Linked DNA regions of Homo sapiens: region 1 is linked to region 2. A link is a contact called in ENCODE Hi-C data. All regions are on one chromosome and are shown on one strand. Each heading gives the region's core, a stretch centred on a gene start or an enhancer-like site at or near the end of the contact. The rest is flanking DNA. Distances are from core to core; before and after follow the strand shown.

What was found. Hi-C counts contacts between places; a loop is a spot of excess contacts on that map. Pooled maps may share reads with other maps.
Region 1: a map of heart right ventricle shows a loop between it and region 2 (5-fold over the local background). The contact joins the promoter of ZNF454 here to the promoter of ZNF354A in region 2. A Hi-C loop is called at or near these places in 9 of 168 maps with a recorded cell type or tissue (Right ventricle myocardium inferior, dorsolateral prefrontal cortex, esophagus muscularis mucosa and 4 more) and 22 of 50 pooled maps.

Annotation. Positions count from the first base shown.
Region 1 is chr5:178,936,874-178,944,103 of GRCh38, forward strand. ZNF454 (zinc finger protein 454) reads left to right here and starts at 4,325. Exons shown (of 5, transcript NM_001178089.3): 1 at 4,325-4,571; 2 at 5,812-5,951. The coding sequence starts at 5,919. It overlaps ZNF454-DT (ZNF454 divergent transcript), which reads right to left and starts at 4,142. Exons shown (of 1, transcript NR_186409.1): 1 at 1,803-4,142.
Region 2 is chr5:178,725,582-178,732,185 of GRCh38, forward strand. It overlaps ZNF354A (zinc finger protein 354A), which reads right to left and starts at 5,078. Exons shown (of 5, transcript NM_005649.3): 1 at 4,975-5,078; 2 at 3,409-3,492; 3 at 1,418-1,544. The coding sequence starts at 3,441. RefSeq lists silencers at 4,618-4,847, 4,918-5,257.

The sequences.
Region 1 (7,230 bases), core at 3,075-5,574, 210 kb after region 2:
TCCGTTCTCAGGCAGAACTGAAGTTTCAGTAATATATGAGGATTTTTTGGTAACTTAAAGTACAGTACAGCCAGGCCTTGTGGCACCTGGGAATCACCAGCAGCCAAGGACGTGTGCATGCTCTCTCCCTCTGTCTTCGTCCCCCACCCCTCGCCACTGCTACCACCACCACATGGGCTCTGTTACTGCTTTGTCCATCCCCTCACTGGTGGTTGGATTCCTTTGTTTACGATTAAATTTGCACATGACCCAAGATGTCAGTATCAGCTCTCCTATCTAGTGAACTTTCATCTTCTAACATCCAAGTGTCTGTCCTAATTCTAAAATTCCACGAAAGAAAACCATTTGGTCCAGATCATCCTTTTAAGACAAGCCTCACAAGTCACCTTTTCTGGCTAAGTACCCATCCAGTCAGCTGGTGGGAGGAGGCCCGCCATGTGATCGCTGTCCATGCAGTCGGGCCGGTGTGCAGCAAACTGACAGATACGACCAATATGTCATGAGATAGTTACTGAGCACCTACTCAGTAGTTGCTAGTGATTTAGAGCTCAGAAGGAGCTCAAGGTAGGGAAGTCTGAAATAAACCAGGAGTTAGGATGCACTAGGGTAACTCTGAAGGTAGCAAGAAACACAGCGCCCTCTGGAACTATAGAGAATTGGGTGACCAGGGTATTTCCTCTATGGCTGGATCATCATTCAAAAGACTCAAATAGGGCCATTCCCTCCACTTGAGCTCTGTGAAATGGGCCTCTGGGCATTTAAAGAGGTTACCAGTCAGGGTTCTTTAACGAATAAAAGTGGAGCTGCAGAATATGGTGCCAGTACCCCTCTCCTAGATACTGCATAGCTTCCAACTGCCTCTGGCTCCTGAAAAATATCACAACAGATCTGGAGGAGAAGGGTCTCTGAAAAATTTATGAATGCTTATAACTTAATTGAGGTAGGTTATTTCCCTGCCTATATACACATTGGCATGATCTGATGGTCTGTGGTCAAGAGACTCATAAGTAATTGGCCTGTGCTGCATGTTATTGTGACAAGGATGAGTAAGACCTTGTTCCTACTCATAGTGTAGTTCATTCAAGCAACTAACATTTATTGAGCTCCTAGCATAAGTCAGCTTCTATGAATTCCAGGGTAAATGACGCCTGCTCTCTGCTGTCAAGTAGCTCCTAGCACACAGTGCCATAAGAGTGAACTAGTTGGGTGAACAGAAGACGGGAGGAAATGAGAAGGTGCAGGGAAGAATAGGAGTAATGGCAAGAGAGGCTAAGAGAGCATAGTGTATATTCAGGAAATTCTAAGAGATGTATGATTTAAGCATAGAGTAGAAGTCAAGAAGCAGGAAGAAATGAGGCTAAAGGAAGACCTTATTATATCACGCTTCAAGGGTCCCAACAGGGCTCAGCAAATGGACACCAGGAATTACTGGCACGTAGCCACTGTCCTGGGGAAGCGTAAGCAGACTGGTGATGGAGGTCTTGGTCAAATGTAAGTGTTCATTTGCATATCCATAGTTAATAGAGCAGAAGGGAAAGGGGTTCTCCAGACCACGTTTTAACCTCCTTTCTCCGAGGAGACTGGTTCCTGATGAGAATCCTTGACAGAAGCGGGGGCTTCCTCAGTGAATACTCAGAACAATATAGTGTGTGAGTCCTGGCTAAAGTCAAAGGGTGTGTCAGGCTTCATATCAGAGGTTTCACTGCTTCTCTTCAGCTTGAATAGTTTTGTTTTTTAGTTGGCTGTGGAAGGGCACCTGTTAGGTACTCCTAACAGACTACAGCATCACCAGGACAAATGGGTCAGATAAATGAAGGTTTTATTACTGTTTTCAGTTCTGGAAGACTTGGGCCTTTGTATGTCAGTTCTTTGCCATCTGGGTGACAAGTAATAAGAGCACTTTTGAACCTTCCAACATCAACAGGAGAAGGACTCCTGGTTCCAAGGACATGGGACCTGAGCAAGGCACTTAACAGATGAGTGCCTCAGTTTTCTCATTTATTAATAGGGCAAACCTCAGTTTTTGGTTGCATTAGATAATGTAAAGTGCTTGTAAAAGTGCCCAACATGGCCAGGCGCAGTGGCTCATGCCTGTAATCCCAGCACTTTAGGGGGCCGATGCGGGCGGATCACCTGAAGTCAGGAGTTCAGCCTGACCAACCTGGGGAAACCCCATCTCTACTAAAAGTACAAAATTATCCAGGCGTGATGGCGCATGCATGTAGTCCCAGCTACAGGGGAGGCTGAGGCAGGAGAATTGCTTGAACCCGGGAGGCGGAGCTTGCGGTAAGCCGAGGTCATGCCATTGCACCCCAGCCCGGGCAACAAAAGTGAAACTGTGTCTCAAACAAAAAAACTCCCAACATGTAGTTAGTGCTCAATACATATTATCATTCTTAAATTCCTGAAAACAATAATATCCAAACTCCTGAGCATAGCACCCAAAACCCTTCAATATCTTAGAATCATTAGGCTCTCAAAGCAAATGCCTTGTGGAAAGGTTATATAATTGTGGGAGGCTACTTGTAATTGTGGACTGCTGTCATTGCCTCCTCATTGGTCTTCCTGTATCCCCTCTAGCCCCACCACTGTCTGCCTTCTTTGAAGCTGACCAGTGCGTCTATCAAAACGTGCCCAGCCATGTCACTCTTTCAAATCTAATCATTTCCAGGCACAGAAATAAATCCAAATTTCCTTCCTTCAAGGCCTGTAGTTACTCCTGCAACAGCATCTCGCAGTCTTCCTTGTTCAGTAGGCCCTCGCCAGTCATACTGACCTTGCCAAGCCTGGAGTTCACCAAGCACACTTCTCTCTGGTCAGCATTTCTGTTCCCTCCCTTTAGAAGGCACTTTACCCATACAGTCACATCGTTTCTTCCCTCACTGTATTCAAATCTCTGCTCAGGTGTTACCTCCTCAAAGAGAACTTCCAAAACTGCTGCTTGAAATAATTCCCCGCCCCATCACACCCTAACCCCTAACAGTAGTGTTATCACTACCAGATAAATACTTTCTACTTGTCTGACCCCTCCTCTAGTACAATTAAAACTCCATGAGTGCAGGGTTTTCACAGCTATTTCTCCAGCCCCTGGACTCGGGGTTCTTACTCTCTGGAGCCCAGTTTGAGTGACCTGGAGTCACGAGGGAGGCGAGAGAGAAGGGTTACCAGCGATACTCACACAACATCCTCCCCCTCTGGTGCTTTGCCGGGTCCCTGGGAACTGCTACAGGGGCTGCACAGCGGCTGACCCTGGCCTTGTCAAGCACTTGACACATAAGTGCTCCAAAGTGTCTATGGAATGAAATCTTCAATAAAACTCCAAACAGAATGCTGTAGTCACTGACACTGCTTCCTAAAACGTGGCCAACAATTCCGTATGTGACAAACAGGTCACATTCTTGATTTTTTTTAACGACCAACAAAGTTAAAACCCTCTCATCTTTCCTTCCTGAGCTCCATGCAAATTACCTATTCAAAAGCAACTAAGTATCTCCAGTTGGATATTCTTAGGCATCATCTCATCCTTGCCAGTCTCTGCAAAATATGGTCGACAAAAATAAATACCACCTTCTTAAATACCACCCAGCTGTCCAAGATGGAGACTTCCTGGCATCCAGGCGCCTTCCTCTCCCTCGTCCCCACCTCTGAGAAGTTCCCAAGCACGAAGTGTTCTGCGTCCCGAACATTCCAGGGGCCGCCAGCCACCATGGGCTCTGTCCTGAGGTGCCAAGCAGGACATCCCTGCCCGACATCCTTGTCCTCCCGCACCGCACACGCGTTAGTGGCTGTGGCGTCGCCACCCCAGCACACGCTGGCCCGCCCGCAGTGCCAGGCTGGAAGTGTCGGGCGCTTGCCAGGCCAAGGGGCAATTCTGTTGCCTTCCAGGCCTTTTCGGCGCGGTCCCAGTCAGGAACGCGCCCTGTCGCCTCCCACTCCGTCTTCCGGACCCTCCCGATCCTCTCTCGTCAGCGATCGGGCGTCGCTCCCCTGGACTAACCTCCCTTGCCCCATCTTCAGCTTTTCGCTGATCTGCATCTTCCTGCGCCTTAGTGCAAGGCAGAGACCTGGTTCTAAAGCGAACGGAACGGAACCGATTCTGTAAGTTGCAATGAGCGCGCTGAGGTCGGCGTGGAGGGGTCTCTGGGAAAGGTAGTTTCCGCGCCTAAAGCGCCGGGGCCGGGCCCTGTTCCCGCAGGCGCAAGGCAGCACTGTCTCCGCCGATTGTCCCTCTGGGAAGTGGAGTCTGGCCGGCGGAACTGCAGCAGCCCTGAGACTTGTGGGAATTCGGCCCAAGGGTTCCCAGGGCAACGCGCAAGCGCAGTTCGGCTCCCGGCTGCAGACTCCAGCTCATTGTGTTCTGACTGCGATGTGGCGCTTGCGATCTCTCGCCGCCGGCAGAGGCTCCTCGAAGAGCGACACGGGGCTGACCAGGCACGGTGGTCAAAGCCGCAGAGGGAGAGCGGGAGCGGTCGTGAGGTCGTCTGGGGAGAAGGGCGGAGGCAAAGCCGAGGAGGTGCGGGTTGTGGTCCATTCTGGAGGACGCTGATCGAATGCCCCAAACTTCCCGGAATGTATGTCTGAGATTTGATCCCAGAGAGGGAGGACGGCCAGGGGTGGTCATCCTGGGCTGAGGGTCGAGTCTGTGAGTGCCTGTGGAGGAGATGGAGCCAGGGCCTCTGGCATGTGTCTTGGAGCGGACTCCGAGAAGCCCAGGGTTTCCTCTCAGGTGATAGATACACGCCTGGCGTGGTTCCGAGTCCTGCGCCAGGAACTCGCCAAGGCCGGAGGCAGCCGCTGCGCAGCCCCTGCCACAGCCCCCGAGGGACCTGGCGAAGCGGCAGGGGCGGGACGGGGCTGTGTGTGATTAGGGTTCCTAACCCTTCCCTCTCCCCTCCCGCCCAGCTCACACAAACGCCGCTTCTGCCCACCCGTGACTCCAGGCCACCCAGACTGGGCCCCAGAGAGTGAGAACACTGAGGCCAGAGAAGGGTTTGCCTGAGAGGCTTCGACAGTGAAGAGCCTTCTTAGCCTCCTTTCTGAGGAGGAAGAAGACCACCCTCCTTTTCCTCTTCTCCTGTCACTGCCAGATAAGGCAGCTGTTCCAAAGCCGCAGAGGGAGAGCGGAGCGGTCTTCCAATCCAGTCGAACCCAGACACTGCCCTCCGTTGCCTCTCCCCAGCGCTCCCACCTTTTCGGGTACATCCTGGTGGGTTCTGGAGCTGAATAACTTGTTAAAGAGATAATTCTCGGCCGAGTGCGGCGGCTCACGCCTGTAATCCCAGTACTTTGGGAGGCCGAGGCGAGCCGATCACCTGAGGTCCGGAGTTCGAGACCAGTCCGACCAACATGGTGAAATCCCGGTCTCTACTAAAAATATAAAAAATTAGCCGGGCGTGGTGGCGGGTGCGTGTAATCCCAGCTACTCCGGAGACTGGGGCGGGAGAATCGCTTGAACCCGGAAGGCGGAGGTTGCAGTGAGCCAAGATCGTGCCACTGCACTCCAGCCTAGGTGACAGAGCGAGACTCTGTCTCAAACAAACAAACAAAAAAAGAATTCTCTTGAGATCGCTCAGTGAGGCTGAAGGGAAAGACCAGAGGGTGGGTGGAAGGCATGAGAACTGGACCTGGAGCAGGCTTTCTGCAGGGAAAAGTCAATGTATAGTACCCTCAGAAGGAGGAGAGAGAATGGGGAGCAAACAGGAACCAAAACACTCACTGCTTGGGGTACTGGAGGCCTCCCAGGATGTGAATGCTCACTGCCTCGCTCTGGACTGCTGTATGAGAGCTTTTGACCCAGTTCTCTCCTAATAGCAGGTGTGTGGACCCTTCTAGCCTGAGGAGTCCTGCAGGTGTGAAGCTCCACACCTGCCTCCATAGCACTTTGCCTGTCCCTAAGAGGGCTCATCGGAGAAGAAAGAATGGCTGTCAGCCACCTGCCAACCATGGTCCAGGTGAGTGGGGGTTTCTTCCCCCTAAATTGCTTTCTGGATTTGAAGAGTGTGGCATGTTTGCTTCCTCAGACCGGGAGCTTTATTCCCAATCCAGTCCCACCCAGACACTGACCTCAGTTGCCTCTCCCCAACCAACACCCTCCAACCCCGCCCCATATCCGGCTCATCCTGGTGGGTGTTGCAGCTGTATAACTTGCTAAAGGTCACATAAATGTCACAGCTGGGACTGGAACCCAGGTCCCTGTGAAATCAAAACCTGTACTCTTTTCACTAGCAAGTAAGATTAGGGATCTGAAGTGGTAAAAGCATGTATTAGTCCCTTTTTACATTGCTCTAAATAAATATCTGAGGCTGGGGAATTGATAAGAAGTTTAATTGGCCCACGGTTCTGTAGGCTGTACAGGAAGCATGGTGTCAGCATCCACTTCTGATGAGGACTTTAAAAGCTTCCAATCATGGCAGAAGGTGAAGGGGGAGCAGGTGTATCACACGGTGAGAAAGGGAGCAAGAGAGAGAAGTGGGAGGTCCTAGACTCTTAAACAACTGGATCTCACGTGAACCAACTGAGCGAGAATTCACTCATCACCAAGAGGATGGCACTAAGCCATTCACGAGGGATCTACCCCCATGATCCAACACCTCCCACCAGGCCCCCCCTCCAACATTGGAGGTCACATTTCAACAGGAGAGTTGGAAGGGACATACATCCAAACTATATCAGGGCAGTATCTCACACAGAGCTCAAAGAAGGGCATTGTAGGAACACTTTTCTGGGGAGGTGTGATTTACTAGACTCTTTTTCTTTTATGACATTTGGTTTTTTTACCAATGAAATTATTCAAAAGACTATTCTGCCAAAAAGTCCTATAAATTCCTAAAACGCTTTGAGCAGTCCTAGCATCTTTAGAATAAGAATATGGGCCAGACGCGGTGGCTCACGCCTGTAATCCCAGCACTTTGGGAGGCCAAGGCCAGCGGATCACGAGGTCAGGAGATCGAGACCATCCTGGCTAACACAGTGAAACCCCGTCTCTACTAAAATTACAAAAAAAATTAGCTGGGCGTGGTGGTGGGCGCCTGTAGTCCCAGCTACTCGGGAGGCTGAGGCAGGAGAATGGCGTGAACCCAGGAGGCGGAGCTTGCAGTGAGCCAAGATTGTGCCAGTGCACTCCAGCCTGAGTGACAGAGCGAGACTCCATCTCAAAAATAAAAAATAAAAAAGAATATGGACTGTGCTTTGAAGGAGACAGCATTCATTTGGGCATATACATTCTGATAC
Region 2 (6,604 bases), core at 3,828-6,327:
GTAGGGCTTCAGTTGTGCCCCTGGGAGGTAAGGGGGTAAGGCGGTAGGGTGAGGAAAAGACAAGTGACTTGTAGGACATGACTCTGGGACAATTAATTATAGGTTAGGAAAATATGATCAACATGCAGTATTGGTAATAGGATACCACTAGCTTTCTATAGAAGAGGAAATGTTAAGATATACAGACTGATTAGAATTTCTAAGTAGGTTATCTATGAAAAGGATTATGTACCAGGTAGCTTGTCTAAAACGAGAAAACACTATCTGACTCCGCTTTTTTTTTCTGAGGAGGAGTCTCGCTCTATTGCCAGGCTGGAGTGCAGTGGCGCAATCTTGGCTCACTGCAACCTCCGTCTCCCGGGTTCAAGTGATTTTCCTGCCTCAGTCTCCCAAGTAGCGGGGACTACAGGAACATGCCACCACGCCTAAGTTTTGTATTTTCAGTAGAGACAGGGTTTCACCATGTTGGCCAGGATGGTCTTGATCTTCTGACCTTGTGATCTGCCCGCCTCGGCCTCCCAAAGTGCTGGGATTACAGGTGTGAGCCACCGCGCCCGGCCTATGTGACTCCCTTTTAAGGATGGCAGTGATCAGCAAACTACGGGTCATGGGCCAAATTCAGACCACTGCCTGTTTATGTATGGCCCTGTGCAAAGAATGGTGGGAAAAAAAAAGAGAAATATGTTACGGAGACCATTACGCAGCCCACAAAGCCTAAAGTCTTTACTACGTGGCTTTTTTTTTTTTGAGACAGAGTCTCGCTTTGTCGCCCAGGCTGGAGTGCAGTGGCGGGAACTTGGCTCACTGCAAGCTCCTCGCCATTCTCCTGCCTCAGCCTTCAAAGTAGCGGGGACTACAGGCGCCCGGCATCACACCCAGCTAATTTTTTTTGTGTTTTTTAGTAGAGACAGGCTTTCACCACGTTAGCCAGAATGGTCTCTATCTCTTGACCTCATGATCTGCCCGCCTTGGCCTCCCAAAGTGCTGGGATTACAGGTGTGAGCCACCATGCCCAGCCTACATGGCTTTTTATAGTAAAAGTTTGCTAATCCCTGGAAAAGACAAGTGGGAAAGGCAGGTGGTAGGCCTAGAGGCTGAATGAAGCTCCCTGTTGGGAGACAAGCAAACTACAGAATCGTTGGGAAACGATGCCTGAATCATGGACAAACTTGGAGTGTGTGATTACATAGAGAGAGAGGAATGATTATCAATACCACCTCTTCCATTCCCAGACACAGGGCAATTTCATGCCTATAAGGGGGAATAGGTTTTTAATGTTTATTTATAAAGATCTGATTTGTACAATCCTCACACACTCAGCTCAAATTTTTCAGTGACCAACCGCTTTTATTCAGGGAAGGAGGTGCTGAGATATCCCAATTTTTGAATTCTGTTTCTAGAGGGAAAATTTCCTTACCCAGTGAGACCAGGTTCCTATAGTTCTCCAGCATCACATCCCGGTACAAGTTTCTCTGAGAAGGGGCCAGCTTTCTCCACTCATCTCGGGTAAACAGCACAGCCACATCCTCAAACGTCAGTGACACCTGTAAGGACAAGTCGTTCCAGCTCACCCAGGACCACCCTCACAGAGCAGAGGGGGCGGCAGTGGGAAAGACACGCTACCCGTGAAACACTTCCCATACTATTCAAGCTTCTGAAGGTTCCAGATCATTCGTTTAATGAATAATTGGCCAGTAACAAATGTATACTGAGCAGCACACAGTGAGATTCAGGCCTAGTGCAGCCACTGTAAGAGATGGGTAGAGGAATTACGGCCATTAGTGGGAGTGTTAATTAGAAAACTCTTTCTGATGGCGATTTGCTAATACATATTAGAACCCTCAAAGTATACTCTTTAAAGTACCAATTACTCTATTTGTACGATAATGAACAGTGCACAAAAGTACACACAAACATATTCATGGTGTTTTTAAGAGCAAAAAACCAGGAATAATCTAAATACTTAATGATGGAGGTTAGGTTAAGCAACTGAAGGTACTCTCTATGTGCTTACTCAAGCTTAAGGATAGTAATGACGAAAAGTAAAATAGCTATAATTTATTGAAGGCTTTCTATGGGCCAAGTATTGATCTTAGAGCTTTATGTTAATTTGCAGTGTATAATCTTTATTTAACATTCACAACAATCCTATCAAGACGATACCATTATTGTTGCCACTTTACACAAGAGAAAACAAAGTCACAGACAAGATAAGAAATTTGTCCAGGTCACACAGACACAGTCACTGACCAGCTGTGTGACTTGTACACATTTTTTTTTTTCTTTGAGACAGAGTTTGGCTCTTGTTGCCTAGGCTGGAGTGCAATGGCATGATCTTGGCTTACTGTAACCTCCACCTTCCGGGTTCCAATGATTCTCTTGCCTCGGCCTCCTGAGTAGGTGGGATTACAGGTGCTAGACACCATGCCCGGCTAATTTTTGTATTTTTAGTAGAGACAGGGTTCCACCATGCTGGTCTCAAACTCCTAACCTCAGGCGATCTGCCGGCCTCGACCTCCCAAAGTGCTGGGATTACAGGTGTGAGCCACTGTGGCCGGCTGACTTCTACAAATTTTGTATCCTCTCTGTGACTTTGTTTTTTCTTGTGTAATTCAAATCCAGCAGATGTCTCACTGAGCTTGCATTCTTAACTACTCTGTAAAACTGCCTTTTAATGCCTGCCCCTTAGGGTTAAGAAATAAATGTGATAATCTACACAATAAAGATGGATAGCGATGATGGCTGCACAGCAATGCGGAAGTACCTAAAATACCACTGAATTATACACTTAAAAAGTTAAAATGGTATATTTTATGTTATATATATTTTGCCACAATAAAAAAAGGTTAAAATGGTAACATAGATGGTAACATGCATACACAAACACACACACACAAATAAATGTGTACAGAAAATGATTTATTCGGGCTGGGTGCAGTGGCGCACATCTGTAATCCCAGCACTTTGGGAGGCTGAGGCGGGTGGATCACCTGAGGTCAGGAGTTTGAGACCAGCCTGGCCAACGTGGTGAAACCCCATCTCTAATAAAAGCACAAAAAAAAAAACTTAGCCGGGCGTGATGGCGGGAGCCTGTAATCCCAGCTACTTGGGAGGCTGAGGCAGGAGAATTGCTTCAACCTGGGAGGCAGAGGTTGCAGCGAGCCGAGATCCCGCCACTGCCTGGGCGACAAAGCGAGATTCAAAAAAAAAAAAAAAAAAGAGAACCACTAGACACGGGTGGGGAGGGTGGGTGGTCCTCCCTACAGAATCCACCACTCATGAGGGCGGACCAGCTCCTCCAAGAGAAAAGGACTTGGGCTCCATCCTGGCTGGAGATGGTCCCGGGTGAAGAACTCCAGTTAGTGGGGAAAATCCATCCACTGGGATCTGGGAGGGCAATGAGCTCACCTGGGGCCTCGCTTCCCGCTGCCCAGCAGCCATGTCCTCTTTCTGGCTCTCCCGGGAGGACGGCGCAGTCTCCAGAAGGCAGATCTGAGAAGAAAAAGGGAGCCAGGAAGAACCCCTTCTGCTTTCCAGCCCTGGAATCCGCAGCTCTAAAACCCCGACTCCCGCTGAGAAGGACCCCGCGCGCCCTCACAGGGATTCGGGAGGAGCCAGGAGCCCGCGGACCAGAGCAGCGCTGGGCCGCCCGGCCAGGCCCAGGCCCCACAGGCTTGGGGCTTACGGAGGGGACGCTGGAGCCGCAGTGGCAGCAGCGACCCGCTGAGCCCACCAGGGCCAGGGCTCGCCCCACGCCGCTGAGTTCCTCGGCGCCAGCTGGCACTGCCAGCACCCACTGCACCGCTCAGGAAACTGAGGCAGCGCCGGGGCACCTGCCCCGTTCACGCCGCTGCGAGGCGGGCCGGGACTCCCACCACGACGGCCCCGGGACGACTTCCCTCCGCCTCAAGCCTTTCCCAGCCGGTTCCTCTCTCTCCCGCCAACGAATCATCTCCCGACTCCACGGAAAACGGCTTTTTTTTTTTTGAGGCGGAGTCTCGCTCTGTTGGCCAGACTGGAGTGCAGTAGCGCAGTGGCAGGATCTCGGCTCACTGCAAGCTCTGCCTCCCGGGTTCAAGCCATTCTCCTGCCTCAGCCTCCCGAGTAGCTGGGACTACAGGCGCCCGGCTCATTTTTGTATTTTTAGTAGAGACGAGGTTTCACCGTGTTGCCCAGGCTGGTCTCGAACTCCTGATCTCAGGTGATCTGCCCGCCTTGGCATCCCAAAAATCTAGGATTACAGGCGTGAGCCACCACGCCCGACCCCATGTATCCCATTTCTAACACGATGTTTCTTTTTTGAGACGGAGTCTCGCTCTGTCGCTCAGGCTGGAGTGCAGGGCTTGATCTCGGCTCACTGCAAGCTCCGCCTCCTGGGTTCACGCCATTCTCCTGCCTCGGCCTCACAAGTAGCTGGGACTACAGGCGCCCGCCACTACGCCCGGCTAATTTTTTTTGTATTTTTAGTAGAGACGGGGTTTCACCGTGTTAGTCAGGATGGTCTCGATCTCCTGACCTCGTGATCCACCCGCTTCGGCCTCCCAAAGTGCTGGGATTACAGGCGTGAGCCACCGCGCCCGGCCAAACACCAGCTCTGAAGAGGAAAGCGCTGGGTGTCCCGAGGCGGGAGGGGTGGCCGTCCTGGGGACGGACTCGGAAACCGGGGCCCGGCTGCGTCCGCCCTGCCCTCGGGGTCCCGGTGCCCCGAGTCCGCGAGGCCCACATGGAGTGGGCAGGACGGGCCCGGGAGGAAACGCCAGGCCCGGCGTCCACGGCGAGCCGGACGCGGGTGCACCAGCAACGGCGAGGGAGCGCCCCGCGGGGGGGCGAGAGTCCAGATCCCGGCGCGGGGGCCGGTGACAGACGCGGGGGTGCCCGCCAGCGCCCACAAAGGCTTTCGGAGCCTCGGCAGCCGCAGGCAGTCCCCGTGCCGGGCGCCGCCTCCTACCGGCTTGGCCTGCCGCCGACGCTCACCTCCCTAAGCTCGAGCGTCCCGGGCCGCGCCTCCCCAGCCGCGAGGCTCCGGAACCGCCGGCCGGGATGCAGCCTCGCGACCCGGCTCCGCCCCGACGGCGTCTGGGCGACCTCAGGCCCGGCGCCGCTCACCCCGCGGCGCGCCGGGGACCAGGAGGGGCGGGGCAGCCGCTGAGGCCGCTGGGAAATGGAGTCCACGAGAGGACACCTGCATTCGGGGAAGTGTAGTTCCATGCGTTTGAGGCGGGGTCCCGGCTGAGCTGTTACGCGCCCACATGCCACAAGAGGGCCCCTGTGAGCTGGAGGGCCCCAGGTTCCTGGTTATAGGGAAGATAAGGGGAGGTTCGCTGAGGGCAGTAACTTGCAACTCTGTGTCTGTGGGAATTTCGGGAGGGAGGGCGTGGGCGGCAGGAAAACGGCCCAGAACAGACCTAGTGCCCCTCAGTTATTCACCAGAGGGGCACTGAGCACCTGCTGTGTGCCAAGCACGGTTGCAAGTGGTTTCACATGTATCAATCAATGAAAGAAACGTCACTGCCCTGGAGAACATTTTTTTGGGGGGTAGGGAGCAGACAATAAGCCATACACATAATTATATAACATTTTCGGGGATAAATGTGAGGAGAAACAGGGTATGTGGAGGGGTTTCGTCGCTGAGGTGAGAATGGACGAGGACTCCCAGGAAGTGCCTGAAGCAAAGGGGAGGGAGGTGCCAGCTACTGTGAAGCCAACGGATGTATGTATGTATATGTGTGTGTGTGTGTGTGTATATATATATATATTTTTTTTAAACTAAATCTTCTCAGTTACAAAAAGAACACCGGCTCCATTTAGAAAGTTTGGCGCTTCCCTACTTAAGAATATGCCTTGAACATTTGAATTTGTCAATAAATATTCTCCCTCAGTGGCATTTTTGATAGCTTCATTGCATTCCATTGCATTTATTTTTTTAAAAAAAACGTTTAATTGGCTGGGGGCGGTGGCTCATGTCTGTAATCCCAGCACTTTGGGAGGCCGAGGCGGGTTGATCACGACGTTAGTTCAAGACCAGCCTGGCCGAGATGGTGAAACCCCGTCTCTACTAAAAATACAAAAATTAGCTGGGCGTGGTAGCGGGCGCCTGTAGTCCCAGCAACTCAGGAGGCTGAGGCAGAGAATTGCTTGAACCGGGAGACGGAAGTTACAGTAAGCCAAGATTGCGCCACTGCACTCCAGCCTGGGCGACAGAGCGAGACTCCATCTCAAAAAAAAAAAAAAAAAGTAGTTGCCTCTGAGGAGGGTACTGGGAGCTGGAATAATACTTGCACTTGCTATTTAACACCTTGATATACTTTTCAACATTTTGCTTTACCATATGCATGTATGACATGAATGCTTTTAAGAGAGAAAACAATTTCCAGGCTTGCAAAATTGGCTGTATCATTAGCAATACTTCCAGCACCAACATACAGAAACCTTTGCTAACAGTGGCTTGCATCATGACATTTATTATTTGTTTAAAAAGCGATCTAGAGGTAGGCAGAAGGAACTGACCGCAGTTGGTTTGGTGGCTTGATGACATCAGCGAGGGCTCAGTGTCTTTCCGTCTGTCTGCTCTGCCACCCAAAGTTCTGGCTATGGTCTCCACTCA